Regions from separate parts of the Mus musculus genome. Here region 2 is linked to region 1. A link is a loop called in an ENCODE intact Hi-C map of the cell type or tissue named here. Cell type or tissue: left cerebral cortex. All regions are shown on one strand. Each heading gives the region's core, and the rest is flanking DNA. Links, peaks and the distances in the headings are about the cores only.

Region 1 (5,375 bases), core at 299-5,298:
GCCAGCCAGCCCATCGCTGCTAGCGGGTTTCCTCCCGACTTTCAGGCTGTACTTCCGAGAGCAAGGAGCCAGAGGAAGGAGTGGAGATGCAGGGCCCTTAGGCTCCCATTACGGAAAACAGAGTCTTCATCCCTGCCCCCTCCCAAGCCCTCCCAAATGGTTCTTGAGCTGAACCATTCAGCGAGACTGGTGCCAGCCCGGAGGATTTTAAAGCCAGTACTACCTAAAATCAAGGAGACTCCGCACACTTCTCTAATATATATGTCTCTTTAATCAGGCTTCCCGTTTGTCTTCTTACACAGAACCCTTCCCAAACCCTAGCACCCAAACTCCAATTTGGACTCAACTCCTCTCTGTGGCGCGGAGGCGGGGTATTTAGAATTAATTTAGTTAGACATTTCATCTGACACTTTATTTTGGCCTCCTCCCTCTTTAGTTTTCTCCCCTCCTTAGAAGGTTTGGGGACCCACTGACCTACTCCAGTCCCCACCTGTCCGAGTGACTGCTCCGCCTGGATCCGGCTCGGTTCGGTGCTTAGAGTGTTTGCAAGCAGGAGGAGGATGCGGGGTGGGAGTGAGCGAGGAGGGGCCAGAGCAGCTTCCGGGTTTGCCGTAGTCCCCCGTATCGGTTCCTGCTCCCGCAGAGGTCTAGACCCGTCTCGAAAGTCCGAGACAAAAATTAAATAAATAAATAAAAATCAACGAGAAAAAGAGGGGAAAGGGGGGGGGGGGGAGTGAGGAAGACTGCAAAGCCCGTGTTCTTTTTCCTTGTCGAGGTGGGGGGTCTGTCTTCCTCTTCCTTCCTTCAGCACACATAGGGACGTGGGCTGTCTCCCGTCTCTGGCTCTTCTCCCACTGACCGGTAAGGAGGAAGAAATCCGAGAACCCGCTCCCAACGCCACCAGGCTCCAGGCCAGCGCCTTCCCGTTTCCCTCCCCACAGGCCGGCGGTGAAATCGCAGCCTCCTTAAACCCTCCGGAGCTGCAGCGTGGGGAAACTCTTTCCGGGCAAGGTGCTGGATAAACCGCAATGTCTGTCCATTAGAGATCGGTGCGGCAGGGGTTACTGGCTGGGAAACCCGAAAAGTTTTGTTTGGGAGGTGAGCACGTCAGGAAAGAAAAGCTTCAAGAACTTGAGGGGTATGGTCAGAAAGAGGTCTCCTCGGGTTCCTCCCCACGCCCCAATTCCTTCACTTGGGTCAGAGTCACTGCACTGTGGAGACCTTTCTGGACCACCTTTCTGCTTGGCCTGCTCCAGCAGAACTGGGGGGTGTTGGGGTGTGTTTGTGTGTGATTCTCATCATAAAGGACTTAGTTTGAATGCACATGTATGAAAGTGTATACCTCGAGGAGTTGTGCTTGGTTTATGCTTGTGGGCAGTGACAATGGGTCCATGTCTTTATAGGCTAGAAGCAGGATTTGCGCGTGTCTGTGCGAATGGAATGAACGATCTCCACTTGTACGCTTCTACGCGTTCGCGTGCAGTTTGAGGAGGGTGTCGCGTTTGCGTGCACTTTGAGGAGGGTGTCGAGGTTATCTGTAAGTGAGAGCCCTAGAAGCCCATGGAAGAACAGGCAAGGACCTTGGACCCCTTACCCAGAGTAGCTGCTGGAGGCCTAGACTTTTCTTTCCTCCCCAGCTCCCCTATGACTGTCTTTGAAAATTGCAAAGAGGCTGCTTAAATCCAGATTAAAACAGTCACTGACTTTTTGGGTTTTAACGGAAACTCAACTCAGCAACGATGGACTTGAATTGTGTGTGTGGAGGGCTAGGCAGTGTATTCCAAGGTCAAGAGCAGAAGAGACCTGGGAGATTTGGGTAGGCTCAAAGACACTCAGAGACGGGAGAACATAAGTCACCTCCCCCAAGGAGGCCACTGGCCCCAGGGCTCTCCAAGCACTGGTTAGCTGCCAGGAGGAGCCTTGGACTGTCTTTGGGTCTAGGTCCCAGGAGAGGACAAGGAACTGTGGTCTCCAGTAAGGACCCTATGCTCCATTCATTCCTCAAAGTTTATCACTTTCTCCCATGTGTGCCTAGTGGAAGCTAGGCCAGTCTTGGTGATGATGCGGGCAAGGGGAGGAGGCATTCTTTAATCCTCTGAAGACTGTCCCTTCTTTTACAGCGGTACTAGAACTTTCCAGACTTGAATGGTAGTTAGTGAGCCAGGAGTTGGGGGATGTCAAAAAGGAGAAAGATGGGGGTAGAGGAGTAAAAGGCAGGCCCCACGAAGTTCCCAGACCACCCCTCCCTGGGCCACCTAAGACATCCGTCCCAAACCTCAAAATTATTATTCAAAGAAGTCAAGAGTGTGATCTCTCAGCGAGCAAAGCAGCCAAGCCAAATATTATAGGCAAAGTCGATAATCAATGGACAGATTAAGCAACCTACCTCTAGGACAATGATCTCCACAATTGAAAAGGCACGCACTTTCCCTCTCCTCCCCTCCTCCACACAAAAGGGGACCCAAGGAGGCTGGGGCTGGCAGATGAGGGAGATAGCTACTGGTCTGGGAAGGGGAGTTTGTTAGCTGAGGGACGCTCACACCTCCCATGGGTGAGCCTAGCCTTCCTGGAAAGATATTCGTTGGCCTCTGTTAAGGTGGACCGTGAAAACTCTCCACACTGTACAGCTAGAACCCAGCTTCTAAGGTCTAGGCTTTCCAACCTTTCTGTAATCAGTGGGAGAATTCCCTCCCCTTCTCTGCTTTTGGGAGGGCATCCCTTAGGCGAAGGGGAGGGGAGGAGGATTCCCTGCCATGTGTGGTTTTTTTTTTCCTGTGAGAAATGTGCCACCTGTCGACACATCTGGAGAACTGCACGGGCGCGGCTGTGAGCCAGGGTTTGAGTTTGAGTCAGGTGGCTTTTGATATCTGAGAAGAGAAAGACTAAATTCCCTGGAAAAAAAATGATTTCTGTCGGATCTTCCCATCTAATAGAGGCAAAATTGGAGGGAAAGAGTCCCCTAAAAATTCTTAAATGACAATAGATTGCACTTGGTTTGAGCTGTGCTGTGTGACCTGGGAGGTGACACCAGTTGTCTCTGAGTCTCCCTTTCCTTTTTTTCCAAACGCAGAGGAGTGGAGTGGATAGATCTGCTTCCAATCCTGACTTTGAATCAAACACTCACCTCAAACATTATTATATAGCCAGCATGTGTCTAGTTTTTTTTTTCCTGTTTTTCTGCTCTAATCTCTTGTATATATTTAATGTAGAACCATTCCAATTGTGTCAGAGCTTTCGCAGTTACCCCAAGCTTCCATCTGAGTGGAGTCTGCAGTAGCCAGAAGAGAGTGTCAGATGCCCTGGCTGAAGCCACAAGTGATAGCTGAACTTGGGTGCTGGGAACCAAACTCAGCTCTCTAACCACCAAACCATCTTCCAGCCCCTAGATTAATTAGTTTTAATGCAACAGGACTTTGCTGACTGTGCACGATGTCCACTGAGGACTTTTGTTATGGACACCCAATGGCTATGGGGTGGGGGTGGGGGTTAAATGAGAAGACACCGCCCAGGTGGCAGTCAGAAGGGCAAGGCTGGCAGAGACCAAGGCAAGACAGAGAGCAAAGACCTACTCCGCCCCCACCCTCTGAGGTCATGAGATCCCTGTTAGACAGACAGGGAGCAGAAGAAAAGAGAGTGCAGAGAGCCAGGGAGGATGCATCAAGCCTCAAGCTGCTTTCTCTCCCCTTTCCGATTTATCAAAATTTAGAAATAGGATGTGGGAAGGAGGCTCAAGTATGACCGCAGCGCTGAGCTTGTGGAAGTTTGAGAGTGGCACCAGCTCGCGCCAGCAGGGACCCAGGGACTCCAGCACTGTGTGGCTGGGGCTGAAGTCGGGGATGCCCCTTCCAGGAGCTCTGGGCAGCAACTAACCGGACAGAATCTCCCTGGGCAGACCTAGTAGCTTTGGTTTAAAGGTCAGATCTAGATTTGAAGCACAGGGTGACTGGGGTGGCTAGCCTGCTCACAAAACCTTCACAGGGAGGCTCCTTTAAAACCTCACAAACCTGGGACTTTCCCTGTCACTGTCAGTGTAGAGGAACCCTGTCAGGTTCTCCCCAACCCTGAGAGTTCCATTCTGAGGCCACCTGCTCTCCATCCTCCCCCCACCCCCTGCTCTGCTCCCATAGGGGTTAGATTGTGGGCATCACATAGCTTGAGGATGGTGACTTCCGGTCTCATTTAGATACAGTGTGGGTCCCAGAAGTCTGGTCACTTGTCCTCCACAGTGGCCACCTGGTCACCAGCTGAGACCTGAGGGAACAGAGAACTCTTTGGCTGAGTTTTTGTGGTATCTCTATGTTTGGTGGTCCTTGTCCTCTACACCCGGCTTGTGACACTACAAACCACCCGGATGGCAGCCTTAGCACTTTAGGATCAGCAGTGACTAAGAGGAGCCTTGAAGGGACCCAAGAGCAGCTGGTATTTACTCCCTGCAGTCCTCAGAACCCAGACGAAGCAGATGGAAGAAGGATGTTCGAGCTTGGGCACAGAGAACCATCAAGAACCCAGAGACTGCCACTCATGCCCCACCTTCCTCTGTGAGCGACAGGAGGGTTTTCTTTACCCATGCTCAGAGGAGAGATGAAAAGATAGAAAGAACGTGGAGACAGAGAGGCCTAGAGATGAGAGACAGGAGAGGCATACGGGTGGGGCGGTTTGACTATCACTCCTTTTGGAAGACTAACCAGTAAGGCCGGGCTTGCTCTGGGCCTGACATACCTCAGAACAGTACAAGACCCACTGTCTACAGTGGCAGAAATTGACTGAGAGACATAACCAGGCCTAAGGGCATGCAGATGGGGACATGTGGCTCTGCAGACCCATGCCAGTGATAGGACTTACGATCCTGGTTCCAAGGTCATTGACTCATCTCTCCAAGTCATTAGTCCTTCCTCTTTTCACAGGTCCAGCTGCCATTGTAGGCTCCAGGAACAGGACTGAACAATGGGCCAGGGACCTCCCCAATCCATCACAGGCACAAACACGGATCCTACTCCCTTCCCCATTCACACTGCTGTCTGCTTCTTTTCTTGCGAATGGCCTCCAAGATCAGAGGTCCTGAGGGCTGCGAGTGGGTTGACCAGAAATACTCCCTCTGAGTAGACCCCCCAGCTCACAGTGGGGTTCCCTACTGCAGGACTACAGCCAGGACCCAGATTTTTCCCAATGGGTTTCTGAACAACAAAGGAATCTAGACTTTCTAGACCCTTCTGGACAATCTTGTTCCTGCAGCTGTCCATTTGTCTGTCAGCATCTTGCATGGAATACCTGATGCCTGGAGACCTCCCGGTGGTGAGTGGGCATGAGATAGGGATGAAAAGACACTCAGGCTGCAAGCAAGGATGACACCAAGGCACAGCTTTACCAGAAGACCC
Region 2 (5,375 bases), core at 133-5,132, 200 kb before region 1:
AGGCAAAAGAAGCTCTATGCTGATGAATAGTACCCTGCTCAGGGCCGCCTCGGCTCCCTCCAGCATGGCTCTGATTCTTGGTTTTATGTCCCTGCTAACTTCCATAGGCTAAGATGGTTGCCTCATGTTAGGCTGGATTCAAGGAGTTCCCTAGAGAAGCTAGTTGTAGCTAGGAAGCCCCCCCCCCCCAAAAAAAAAAAAGAGATGGGCTAGGGGACTGGGAAAATGGATCAGTTAGTAACATGCTTCTGTACAAGAATGGAGACATGCTGCTGACTGCCCCCCCACACACACACACACAGAGACACACACCTATGTAAAAAGCCAACCACAGTGGAGCATTGTAACCCCAGTGCTGAGGAGGCAGGGACAGTGGGATTCCTGGGCTTTACTGGCCAGGCACTCTACTCTAATTAGCAAGCTTCAGAATCAGTAAGAGACCCTGCATTAAAAATAAAGGATTTAGCATTTGAGGAAGACACCCAGCATGGAAAACACACACACACACACACACACACACACACAAACACACAGAGTTATCTGTCTCTCCCAACTAAGGCAAGCTTCTCAGCACCAATCTCAATGTCCTCTCTGAATGCTCACTGACTGACATGTGACTAGGCATAACAACCTCTCATCAGAAGCATGCTGAAAGACCGAGCATGATGCTTAGAGCTGACCAGGCGTTGGCACTATGGGTGTAAGTGATGCTTTCAGAGGCAGGGGCATCATCCAGGTTTTACTAGAAAACCTCCCACTTTCCAAGAAAGAGTCTGATGTGCAATCTGCTTCTGGAGTCCCTGCATAAAGACACTGTTATTTCTGAGACAGCCTAAAACTTTAATGTGTCTAAGCAATGTAGTCAGGGGGCCCTCCATGGAATTCCCCTGGCTTCCTACAGGCACTGATCCTCATTGGGCTCTGGCACCATCACCTGAGTTCCCTCCTTCTTGACTGCCTAAAGAACTGCATGATCTACTAAGGCTCAAGGACCATCATGGAAGATGGGCAGAAAGAACACAAGAACAGGAAGAGGGGTGGAGTACTGTGGAGCACTGTCATCCAGGCTGGCTATAGGGCTGGTTCTGATGCTAAGGTCCTGTTCCCCAATTGGTTCTTGATTTAGCAGTAAAGAAAACATGGGCCAATTGCTGGACAGAAAGAATAGGCAGGACTTCCACATCCCCACAGGCAAGAGAACGACACAGGAGAGAGAGAGAGAGCTCACCATGTGAGATCTCAGCTATGTGAGATCTCAGGTAAAGTAGCCACTTCTATAGGCAGGCAGTTGGGGATGTTAGGCTATGGCTAAATGTAACTGGGCAACTAAAGTTGAGGGCAGGTGGAGATGTGCAAAGCTAAGAGTATTGATTGTCTTCTCCAAGAAGACAAGTTGAAATTGAACAATGGTGTATGTCTGTGATTTTCCATCTGCAGATCCAATATTCTCTGGGTAGGGGCTGGTAGTTCAGCCATTCCCAGAGTTAAGGTGGGGTAGCAAAAGCTACACACAACTGCTGGCCATTGAATGCTCAGCAGCAGTAGGAAGCTGCACAAGACCTGTACAAGATTGGCCCATCAGCCTTTCATCAAGGACCAGCAATGAGGATCTGATGACAATCGAGTGCTGCTGAAAGGGGGAGATATGTTCTTCAGCAATTTAGTCATCTCCAGGTTGCCCATGCTCCTGTAAAAATCCTCTCACCTATTCCCCTGTAAGCAACATAATTAAATTCATCACACCACCATAGAAAGTACACAAAAGTGTAAAGACTAGTGCTGGGGGGGGGGTCAGCAGGAGTGAGAGGCAATGAGAGATGGCAAGGGGGTGGCATATGTATATATAAATATTTATTATATGTATATTAGATAAATATACATTATAATATGCATGTGTGAAACATCATCATGTGGCAGTCATGGATTGGAGCCCCACCCCATTTATAAATTCCCACACCCCTATCTATTAATGCCATCTCCCTTATGGTTTAAATCTTCAACATCCCCCACAAGATTACATATTTGCATGTTTATCGTTCTCTCCCACCTCCTTCTCCATCCTCCCTGTATGAGGAGCCCCTGCCTCATGCTCTGGCAGCTGATGAACTCTGCCATGCCTTCTCTGTCATGGTCGACTGAAACCCTCTGATGATATGAGCTAAAACTTTGTTTCCCCTTTTAGTTCCTTCTGTCAGAGATTCATGGCAGAGCAGCATAAAGGAAGATGATATGGCTCTGTCCACACTGTGGGGTTTGTCTGTCCATGCTGTGGGGTTTGTTCCCAATTGCATATCTTTAAAACAAACAAACAAAAAATGTCTCTCTTCCACAATCAGAAAATTCAGGCTACCGACCTGAGAGGAGAATGTTCACTTTCCTTCAGTTTTTGAAAGTTAACTTCCCTTCATTCAGTCAGGCTGTGCTTTGAGTTTAGCATGCTGAACTTTCTCCTCTTACGCCTCTACAAGCAGCCCAGATCCTCATTTTGATGCTTCCTAATAGCCCAAAATATCATTTTCCCAACCACACACTGGGAGTCTTACATCTCCTAACATCTTTCTGGACCACACCATCTCTCAGATGACTCTCGATTCTTTAGACAGCAAGTGTTGCTATTCTGATGGAGCTTCTCCAAGCACTTCTGTCACAGTTCCATGGATCGATTCTAAAAATTTCACTAAGGAATTTTCCACTACTCCATGTGCCACATTATGGAGCAAATAAATAGGAAAGGGCTTGTAAAACAGACCCTGAGGTGTCTTCTCACCCTGCTCCTGCACTCTGAACTCATTGCCACGCCTCACCAAGCAACAGGGTTCTCCCTACCTGAAATCATCTTCCAAGCATGTTTTACTTCACACCCTAACACCACCTTTTGCTGAATCCAAACCTGCTCCCTTTCTGTCCCATAGGCCAGATAATGAGCCATCAACCCCTTCAGTCATTCCATCCTAAGTGTTCAGTCAGTGGACATTTTCATTACTACACAACTAAGCCTGAGATAATCAGCTATAACGAAGGAAGCTTTACTTAGGGCCGTGGCTTCAGAGATTTTTTGTCCATGACTGATTGATCCAATTGCTTTGTGACCTGCAATGAGACAACAAATACAGAGGGAAAGTGTAACAACAACAAAACCACTTACTTCATAAACACACAGGTGTGCACATGTGCACCAAGTGACGTTCTTCACCTTCCACCTTTCTTTGTTACAGGATCTCTTTGTTCACCGTTGTGTATGTCAAGCTACCTGGCCTCTATGAATTCTCCTATCTTCACCGCTCATCAACACTGTAGGAATACTGGGATTACAGACATGTGCTGTCATGTCCAGAATCACTGAGTTCTGGATTTGGAACTCCTCTTTTCAATGCCTGTATCACGTCATAAGCACTTTATCTACTTAGCCACCTTTCAAGCCCTAGACCTATCTCTTAAATAAATGTTCCATTACTTCCCAACAGGGCTATCCTTGGGACTCAGCCTTCAATAAATGGGATTTGGGGGACCATTAATGATCTAAATTCTCAGATGACAGAAGCACGAAATTTACCTTGGAGAAGAATGCACTGAGAAGGATAGTGCCAATCCCAAGGAACCCCAATTCCTTGACAGACACAAAAGCAATGTGGCCTGTGCATGTACAAAGAGGTGCAAAAGAAACCTAGACTGCATTTCCCTGCTGTTCACTCATGAGCCTGTTCAGCTCTTAGACGGTAGGCTTGGGTAGCATCCTAATTTGACTTTTATTGCTGTGATAAATGCACTGACAAAAAGAAACTGTGAAGAGAAAGGGTTTATTTTGGATCACGATTTCAAGTTACAGTCCATCAGTGCAGGGAAATCAAGGCAGGAGCTTGGAACAGCTGGCTATGTCACATTTGAAGTCAAGGGCAGAGGGACATGAATGCATGCTTGCTAGTGCTTGGCTCACTTTCTCTTCTTTCACACAGACCAAGACCTAGCCTAGGGAATGGAGCCACTCACTTTTCTGTTGGGTCTTTAATTAAAACAATATTCTACTGACATGCCCAAGGCCAACCTTATCTAGACACTTCTTCATTGACGTTACCTTCCAAAGTGGTTTTAAACTGTGTCACATCAACAAAACCATCACAGTTAGAAACATCTCCAGGAAGAATGCGTGCTTGCACGGCCATGTATGTGTCAAACTCTTCTCTGTCTCTAGCTGTTTTTTGTGACAATGAGCATCAGCCGTATCTTACATGGAGAAACTGAGACACCATAAGATGATTTGTTTGTGGCTGGATAACATTTTCATGCCTGTCCAAGCTCTCCAGCCAGACATGAGAATCAAGAGCATCAGGGCCTTGATAGTTGGTGTGATTTCTGTGCCTAGAGGCTGCTGCTAACAAAGGACTCTATACATCTCTGGGCCAGGAAGATCTACTGATTTGAGTCACAGCTTCTAATCAGATGCTCTCCTAAAGAACAAGTGGCTTATCTTGGCCATGTTCACAGAAGTGCCAAGTATATGATCTTTGTATTGGAGGGATGTCTGTGTGCAGAAGTAAATAAGAAACAGGACTGAGATGTGGATAAAGTGCTTGCTGCACACACAAGAGAACTTGACTTTGGATCTCCCGAATCCATGTGAAGCAGACACAGCAGCATGTGAATATGTAACTCCTGCATTCCTAGATTAAGCTGGGAGGTAGAGACAGGAGAACCCTCAGACGCTTGCAGCCACCTAGCCTGGTGTCTGCAGTATCAATGAGACCCTCACTTGAGAACAAGGTAGAAGGTGAGGAATGATACCTGAGGTTGCACTCTGATGGTGCACTCACACTGTGGGGCGTGTACTCACACTCACATGAGCACATTATATATACACAGGATAAAAGGAAAATGGATCAGCAGAAGATGTTGAATAAATTCCAGTTCCCTGTGTGTGTGAGTGTGTGTGTGTGTGTGTGTGTGTGTGTGTGTGTGTGTGTGTGTGTGTACATACCTCTGAAGTGCTGAAACAATAAGCAGATACCACCACACAGTTTCTACATGGGTGCTTGGAATCAAGTTCAAATCTTTGTGTTCCCACATTCAGCAGTTTACCAACCGAACCATCTCCCTAGTACCCCCAGTCACCCCGATAACAGCTCCGAACTGTTTAGGTCCCCTAAGGACCTAAAAATGATCAAATAAACCAAGCAGCCTCTCACTTTACAAAATGCAGTCCGTTAGTTCGTCTTTCTTGTCTTTCAGTACCAGCCAAGCCTGAGCTCAAAGCAAGGACCAAAGCTTTGTGTCTTTGACTCCTAACATAAGCAGCAGTGACTAGCTGCTTTTTTTTGACAAGTAAATAACCAACAAATGAGAGAACGCACTCATGAGCAAATGAGTCTGATGTGAGCAAA

The links. Peaks named below come from ENCODE experiments on the same cell type or tissue, not always from the same donor. Only the 100,000 strongest peaks of a DNase experiment are listed, where the experiment ranks them.
Region 2: it touches region 1 in a loop (2.1-fold over the local background); 4 of 42 quality-filtered maps call a loop at or near these places.

The regions. Positions count from the first base shown.
Region 1 is chr1:120,592,142-120,597,516 of GRCm38, reverse strand. No RefSeq gene overlaps it. Among named protein-coding and RNA genes, the nearest start is that of En1, 7.7 kb to the left of the region's middle. In left cerebral cortex, for the core only: CTCF peaks have their summits at 941 and 2,804; a DNase peak (open chromatin) is centred at 2,770.
Region 2 is chr1:120,796,386-120,801,760 of GRCm38, reverse strand. No RefSeq gene overlaps it. Among named protein-coding and RNA genes, the nearest start is that of Gm29345, 7.0 kb to the left of the region's middle. In left cerebral cortex, for the core only: no CTCF peak of the experiment used is centred there; a DNase peak (open chromatin) is centred at 2,641.